Regions from separate parts of the Mus musculus genome. Here region 1 is linked to region 2. The links are chromatin contacts, found by POLR2A ChIA-PET in ENCODE. All regions are on one chromosome and are shown on one strand. The core of a region is the stretch at or near the end of the contact, and the rest is flanking DNA. Distances in the headings are between cores, read along the strand shown. Region 1 has its middle 6.3 kb from the start of Gm23057. Region 2 holds the start of 4930509E16Rik (RIKEN cDNA 4930509E16 gene).

Region 1 (3,802 bases), core at 978-3,477, 110 kb after region 2:
GCTCAGAGTGAACTTTTAAGCACACACACACAAAAAAAAACATATCTTGGTTTTGACATACTTTATTTAACAAGAACAGTTAGCCAGAAGTGAAACTACAGAAGCTAAAGAGACAGGTTAGTACATTTAGAGACTTTCCCAGAACTATGAGCTTTGAAGGATTAGGTCTTTGTTTTCATTTCAGTGGGTGGTGGTGTCTGCATGCTGAGTTTTATGGATGAATGGTACTTCCATCATGAAGTCAGATGTGCTAAGATCTAGGGGACTGTTATAGTAGCTGCTCCAAAGGAAGATGCACGGCCTGGGAGCCGAGAGAAGAGAGAAAACATTGGACCACTTTAGTACAGGGTAACATGCAATGACTGAAGTAGAAAGGCAGTGGAGACGGTGCAGAGACATTTTAGAGGCAGCCTGTATGTGTTCCAATAAATATGTATAAAATGGTAAAGTAAGAGAAAATGTAAACCCAAACTTACTTTTCCTACATTTTTCCACTATAAAAGTTACTCATACTATTAATTTGAGATGCTTAAAAATACAAAAGAGGGGCTGGAGAGATGGCTCAGTGGTTAAGAGCGCTGACTGCTCTTCTGAAGGTCCTGAGTTCAAATCCCAGCAACCACATGGTGGCTTACAACCATCTGTAATGGGATCTGATGCCTTCTTCTGGTGTGTCTGAAGACAGCTGCAGTGTACTTACATATAACCATAAATAATTCTAAAACAAAACAAAACAAAAAAAAGCCAGATGGTGCTTTTAATCCCAGCACTCTCCAGCCTGTTCATACAGTGAGTTCCAAGACAGCTAGGGCTACATGGAGAGAGTGAGTGAGAGAGAGAGAGAGAGAGAGAGAGAACGAGACATGGCACCATCTGCCTATACTCTGGACACTCAGAAGACTGCGTTTTGGGGATCACAAAGCTGGGCTAGGCTTGGCTATGTAGTAAGAACCTGTCTCAAAAGACCAAAATAATTATAATAATTATTATAATTCTAATAGAGCAATAATGTAAATTCACTTGCTGTAAATGAAAGGATATAGGTTACATAAAATGAGGATATTCAAATACTGTTATAAAGTTAACTCTAAAACATCAGCCTGTAAGTTTTATTAAGAGTCCATTACTTAAGCATCAAATGTATTCTGTTCCCATATGAAATATCCAGTTAAGACAGGGCTTAAAAACTGGTTACTTGGAATCTGATGTAGCTGCACAGGACCAAAATAGTCACAAGACTGTAACAGCTGAGAACTCTGCACAGGAGCAGACAGACCAGCAAATGGCTGCCCGTAAGGCAATATGACGGACACAGTACCTTTGGGGCTTTGGTAGCGAGAGGTTTTGAAATATGTTGATGTGCTTTTTATTTTTGTATTTCTTGCTCATGACTTTTACTCTAGTTTAAACATCACTGCTTTCAAAAGTTCTGGGGCTTTTATAGCTGGGACGCAAAGAATTACTCGTTTTCTCTTGAACATCATTTCAGAAGGTCTTCAAAGCCTGATCTCTCCATTATATTCTAATCAAGAAAACACTTCAAGAACCCTCAGTGAGCCAGGCAGTGGTGGCGCACACCTTTAATCCCAGCACTCGGGTGGCAGAGGCAGATGGATCTCTGAATTTGAGGCCAGCCTGGTCTGTCTACAGAGCAAGTTCCAGGATAGCCAGGCCTACACTGAGAAATTCTGTCTTAAAAAAGAACAAAGAAAGAAAAGAAAGAGGAGGGGGAGGGGGAGGAGCTTAGCTGTTAGAGTGTTTGCCTGGTATACACAAAGCCCCAGCTCCCTATAAACCAGACATGGTGATGCACACGTGACCTCAGCACTCAGGAGCTAAAGTAAATCAGCAACTCAGACACCCTCTGCTCCTAAGTGAATTTGAGGCTAACCTGGGATCCAGCAGATTGTCTCAAAATGGCAACAACAACAACAACAAAAACCCTTACGGGGGTGTGTGTGTGTGTGTGTGCGCGCGCGCGCGCGTGTGCAATACTGAACAGATAATTAGATGCACAAGAAACAGAGGCAGTGAGAAAGCAGACTGGACGCTGAAGATCTCTCAGAAACCGATTACAGCAAGACCAGAGAGGCTGGGAGATGATCCTAGGAGGAAGCTGGAGCCGCGGTGGAACGCGGCAGTGGCCAGCACTTTCCACAGCTAGCCCAGAAAATACCCAGACTTCTCCAGGCCCGGCTCGCACTGCTGTCTCGAGGGGATGGACCTAGCTAGGGTTTACAGATCATGTGACCTGCAAGCGGCTAGCTCCGGAGCTGAGAGGGGGATGGGGTGAGGGCAAGAATAACACGTTGCGCAAACAGGCTCAGGGCCTACTGGTTGATAAGAAGGGCCCGCTTGTTCTGTTTCAAACTTACGAAATATCCTCAAATATTTCGATCTGAGGCATGGTATAGTATAGTTTTTAATATAAACCATACGACCATGAGGTCATTGCAATTTCCTGTCACACACAAAAAGGCAATAAAAGACCTTCCTGGTTAGGGGGGAGGAGCCTAGGGAGAAAGCCAGAAGGGTGGAATTCTCCAGCTGGGTGAAAGGGAATCTTAGAGGAGAGGCAGCTCAGGCATTCTTTCTGTCTGGGGACTTGGAAAAACACCCCACACCGAAGGAGGGTTGCAAACAAAACAGCCGGGCTGGAGGAGGGTGGGAGAGCAGAGAGAAGTGGAGTTGGGGCGTGTGAGCTTCAAGGGGCCAGAATATCCTAGATAAATGTTACTGGATTTGAGGCCCCAGCCTGGGCCTCAAGAAAGTATGTTTCGACAACCGTCCTGAGTAAGCCAAAAAAAGCAGCCCAGTTAATAATGAAAACAGAAAGAAGAGATTTTTATTCAATGTGGTCACATTGAGAAGGACAAAGAACTCTAGTGAGCCCGTCCTGATGGAAGGTTCAGTTTTAAGTAGGGGCCAGGCTAAGCAAGCAGTCTGGGGCAGACTGTGGTCCCACCTACCGCTGTTCCTCCTTACCTCTCCCACAACGCAGTCTGACGAATTGTGGATCTCTTTCCTGATTTTATTTTTCCCCCTCTGACTTTCTCTTCTCCCAGCAAGAGCTTTTGGGGAAATTCCCGTTTACTGGGGCCCATTGTTTCAATAGTCTGCAGACCAGAGGGAAGGAAGGACACAGTGTTTCTTTAGAATACCAACCATCTCTGCTTGACTGGTTACAGTAGGTTTCGTGCCTTTGGTCGGGGTCCACAGCTACATTTGAAGACCTGTAGATCCCAAAGGGTTGGACGTAAGTCTGGGAGAGCTATACCCCAAGCAAGGGGCCACGGCAAATACAGGAGGCATCCAGGGCAGAAGATAGTAATCCCAAAAGCAAATGGTACCCACAGTAGAGAAAAGTACCTTAGTGGAGGCTAGCAAGCAGAGAGGGCAGAAGGGCCTCCCTCCTCAGTGCAGAACTAAGTGGTGTCACATACCCTCTGCCGCCTGCCACCTGCACTCAGCCTGAGGTATAAAGGGAAAGAATGCCTGAGGAGTTCCTAAAGATAGACTCTGAATTAATCCAAAAGGAAAGGTCTAGAGGTGGTGACATGTTCTTAAAGGGGCAGGGTGAAAGTTTCCACAACTTGTAGAATTGTGGGGTGTTCTGTTTTTTTCACTGACATATTAACAGAGTTAAATATCTTTGCCCTTGAGTCATTTTAACCATAAACTTCAAACCTGGTGCCTGTGTACACATTCAGACAAGTGTACCGGCCCCGAATTTAATTAAACACACACAGCTGAGTCAAGGTGCACACACCCAGTCCCAGATACTCATGAGGTTCTTTTAAAA
Region 2 (4,404 bases), core at 1,464-3,963:
ACAAAGATGAATACATTTTGGAATTCGTCTCAAATACTTCAATGTTAATCTTGCTCTACTTCACAAAATATAAACTACTTTGAGTTGGGTCTATGCCTTATTTATATTTTCTGCACCCAGTAATATTATGTGGTATTAATTTTCCTCATACTTTGTAAATTATGTGAGTTTTATCTCACTAATCCCTAGAGATAAATGTATAATGTATCATAATTCATACATACATGCATATATACATATATTATATGTAGTGTAAATATCTGGAAAGCTTTATAAGGGAAATGAAGTTTTCATACATAAGATTAATAGAAAGGGGGCTGGAGAGATGACTTAGTGGTTGAGAGCAGTGTCTGTTCTTCCAGAGGACCTGGGTTCAATTCCCAGAACCCACATGGAAGCTTACAACTGTCTGTAACTCCAGTTCCAGGGCACCTGACACCCTCACACAGACATACATGCAGGCAAAACACCCCAATGCACATAAAATAAAATAAGTAAAACTTTAAAAGAAAATACTAGAAAAAAGTTAATAACTGAATTTAAATGTTATTTACTAAACACCTACGAGCCATGAATTACGTCCCAGGACTGCTACCACACATTACTCTGCTTCAGAGGTATCCACAGCCACTTTGTCAATTCTCTTGTTAGACCACTGCAGTGGGTTACAAATCACTCTCCATGCTGTCTCTGACTGTAAAACCAGAGTTTTCCTTCCCAGCTCAATTGGCATTCCTCAGACTGTTTTTTTCCCCATTGTCATACACACCCTCGAGGGGAAGTTTACACTTTCCGTGACTGGGATCTGCTCATAACCAATGCTATCTTAAAAATTCATATTCACTAAAATGTTTTCTATTCACTCCCATGGGGGTGAACTGAAACTGAGAAAATGAGCCACCATGATTCTAAGTTGGCCTTTACTCTCTGGGTTTGCCCTGAATCCCTACCCAAGGTTTAAGGTAACTTTACCACTTTTTTTTTTTTCAAGTTTCTTTAAAGCATAGTTTATTTAAATTCAGTCTCCTATGAAAACTGTAACAAAGCCCAAATTTACCTCTCAGATGTTAAGTGTGAGCAATGATCTTTCTTTTCCTGAAAGGGTGTCTCATTCTGGCAAGAGGATGTCTTCAGTCTGTCGCTATATGAAAACCCTCTCATGGCTGGTTGAACCTAATGCTTCCAGATGTCTGCTCCAACTGCCATGCTGCCAGTCCCCAAGGCCCTAAGTCGCCGTAAACGCACTCTGTTCAGAATCGCCGCTAGAGGGCAAATCGGGGCTGTAACTCTGCTGAGCCCTCTAGCGGTGACTGTGGGATGCGTGGCTCTTTATGGAACCTATTAAAAACTGAAAAGTTGCACTCGGGAAGCCAGCCTGTGTGACACCGGTAGTGAAGTTATTTTAAAGACATCTCGGTTCTCAACTTCCTTTTCTTAAGGTCTTTAGCAGGTCCTAGTTACCTTTCTTTGTTGATTCTCCCCCTCCCCCCCCTCCCCGAATGTGGCAATGTGAGGCCATCACTCTTCGGGTTTAAAAAAAAAAAATTAGAAAAAGGGGTCTGGGCCACTTTTCCCATTGTCTTTTTATATCATCTTCCCCGTGAATACAGAATTATAAATATGCATTCTGGAACACAGTCTGGATCCTCAGGAGGAAACTGTATTTTGCAAGGGTGTCCTTGCCTCCACCCATCCAGGTGCAAACATTCAGAGTATGGGCTTCCAGTCTGTATGAACCAGGCCTGAGGCCACATGGACAAAGCAAGAGAGTTTCAGGCCAAGGCAGGGAACAGAGCACTCAAAAGACCACGCAATCCAAGCCAATCAGATTCACCACCCACTAGAAGTCTGAAAGGTGGCAGGGCCTCCTAGCTCAAAGTCCATCCAGGAAAGTGGCCAGAAAATCTGACAGGGCCAAGTCTGATAGAAACACTGTCAGAGAAGTTACGGGCTGGGAGGCTCATTACAGCCACAGGCACTGAGAAAGGTCAGTGCGAGCTGTGCAGCTGTTCCATCTGGTGCCAGAGGCTTTGGCTGCTGTCTTCTACACCCAGGCGCTTAGCCTTCCTGACCAGCCCCACCTAGAAAAGCTAATTCTTCTGCTCTTCTAAGAGGAATGATTTGTTGGAGGCAGGGAGTCTCACTCTCAGCCAGCAAAGCTGTCTATGAATGGGAAGGGGGCGAAATGGTGGGCAGTCTCTGGCTGGGGTGAGTTTAGATGGCTGCGAAGGAAGAGCTCTTGGCTGAAGCTCGCGCCTCCATGTTGTATTACATGTGTTCCTTTTGAGAAACAGGAGGGGCCTTGGCTGCCAGGGACCCTGACAAGCCGCGACTTGAGCTGTGTGTCTCCGAGCCTGGGCTGAATTGGGAGTGTAGAGCAGGGAGGGCACTCCTGGCATAGGGGGTGGGGTGGGGAACAGCATGGGCAAAGGCACCAAGGAAGAATGAATCTGCTGCGCGCTGAGGATGGCATGGAGACTTCACTGATTGGAGCTGGGAGTTCTTGCAGGGGGGATGGAGGCGGCTGTGATTGGACGGCTAAAGTGGGGCCAGATTTGGAGGGCTTTGAATGCCCGACCGAGGAGCACTTCCACCAGCTTGCCACTTGCCATTTTCCGACCAGACCGAGTAGGCTCGCTGCGCTAGCTCGTCGAAAAGCTCTCACCTGCTCCAGCTCAGTCCGGTGGCTGAGAGAGGAAGCAGTCCTGACTAGTAGAGGGGAAACGCTCGCGAGCGTGTAGTGGGGGCGGGAGGGCGTGTAGATTCGTTTCACCTTACACACTAGGAAGCGATCAATTCTCCCTTCCACGCCGCACGGTGGCACAGGTCCACTCCCTGCCGCCGTCACGCGAGCCCGCTCCCCGCCCCCAACACGCCCCCCCAACCCCCTCGGCCGCCGCAGCCACCCGACCGCTCCCTCGGGGCCCCCGCCGCGGCTTCCTGGGCCCGCGGCCCGTAGCCGCTCCGCTCCGCCCCGCGCGCTCCGCGCCCCCCTGCGGCCCCCGCGCCGCGCCCGCACACGCGCGTCCACGCCCCCCGGCCGCGCGGTAGGTGTTGTGCCGTCTGCGCCGGGCCGCAGTGCGGCTGCGCGCGCTGGGCTGCTCCGGGCTGGCAGGGCAGCAGTGGCCGCGGCGGCGGCGGGGCCGGGAGCGAGCGAGGGAGCGAGCGGCGTGGGGGAGCTCGGAGGCGCCAGGCCCCCGGGGGAGGGCGGCCGGGGAGGCAGGCCCCCCGAGAGACCCGTCGGGTTGGATTTTGGGGCCGAGGGGGCGCCCGACCACGGACCTCGTTCTTCAGACGCCCCCCAGCCCCGGCCGCTGACGGGGGGCTGAGGGGCGCCGCCATGCCTCTGCCGCGGTGACGCGCGGGGCCGTAAGGAGAACCGGGAGAGGAACCGTGACGAGAACCGCGAGGAGAACCGGGAGAGGAACCGTGACGAGAGCCGCGAGGAGCCGCGCGGTCTCCCCGGGGATGTCCCTCAGGCGGCCGGAGAAAGCGACTCACTCGAGCCCTGGGGTATAGGCCTAGCTTATCCAGCTTCCTTCCTTCCTCCTCTTCCTCCCCCTCCTCCTCCTCTTCCTCCCCTCCCCCTCCTCCTCCCCTCGTCGTCCTCCCCTCCGCGTCTCTTCCCTCACCCTTCCCCGCGCCCCCATCTTCCCTCCCTCCCCTCCAGCAGCGATGGCAGAGGAACAACAACAGCCGCCACCACAGCAGCTCGATGCCCCTCAGCAGCTTCCCCTCAGCGCCCCCAACCCCGGGGTGGCTCTGCCAGCCCTTGTGCCCGGGCTGCCAGGGACAGAGGCCAACGCTCTGCAACACAAGATCAAGAACTCCATCTGGTAAGAGGATCCTCCATCGCTGGGGTAGAACAGCCTAGGCACATTGCTGCTGCAAAGGGGATGGGGGGCGGCGGCGGCATCCGAAGGGGAGGCTAATGCATTCATTGAAGGTGGGTTTCCAGAGCCGGGTGCATGGCTGTGCCACCTCTGGACGGGGGAAGGTTGCACCCACCCCTGGTCTCCTTAGACACACACACACACACACACACACACACACACACACACACACACACACCATGCTTCCCTCTTCTCAATTGTAAGCAGATAAACAAGTTATTTGTGCATTTTTCCATATACAGTAAGGGAAATATGGGTCAAGATTAAGTCATTGCATGATAGTGGCATGAATTGGAAACTTGTAATGTAAAAAATGTGTTGACTCCTTTTGTAGTCATAGGAGGAGCAAGAAGTGTATTGTGAATTTTGACCAAACAAGACATTGCATTAATATGCAGCACAAAAACCTAACATGTCTTTTTCATTCAATTGGATTAGCTGCTTTTTCTGGATGGTTTTGCCTCCTTTATTCTCGCACTTAATTTCCCTTCTAGGGAATTTATTCTTTGTA

What was found. ChIA-PET counts read pairs that join two places held with the same protein, here RNA polymerase II (POLR2A).
Region 1: POLR2A ChIA-PET joins it to region 2 with 67 read pairs in embryonic stem cell. The contact joins the enhancer-like site here to the promoter of 4930509E16Rik in region 2. POLR2A ChIA-PET finds 5 or more read pairs at or near these places in 5 of 5 experiments (Patski and embryonic stem cell).

Annotation. Positions count from the first base shown.
Region 1 is chr9:72,637,889-72,641,690 of GRCm38, forward strand. No RefSeq gene overlaps it. Among named protein-coding and RNA genes, the nearest start is that of Gm23057, 6.3 kb to the left of the region's middle. RefSeq lists an enhancer at 1,206-3,578. Within about 2 kb of position 2,228, at least 1 of the 3 ENCODE cell types and tissues checked has a DNase peak (open chromatin) inside an H3K27ac peak, as active enhancers do.
Region 2 is chr9:72,529,145-72,533,548 of GRCm38, forward strand. 4930509E16Rik (RIKEN cDNA 4930509E16 gene) reads right to left here and starts at 2,714. Exons shown (of 3, transcript NR_045735.1): 1 at 2,666-2,714. It overlaps Rfx7 (regulatory factor X, 7), which reads left to right and starts at 3,096. Exons shown (of 9, transcript NM_001033536.1): 1 at 3,096-3,836. The coding sequence starts at 3,676.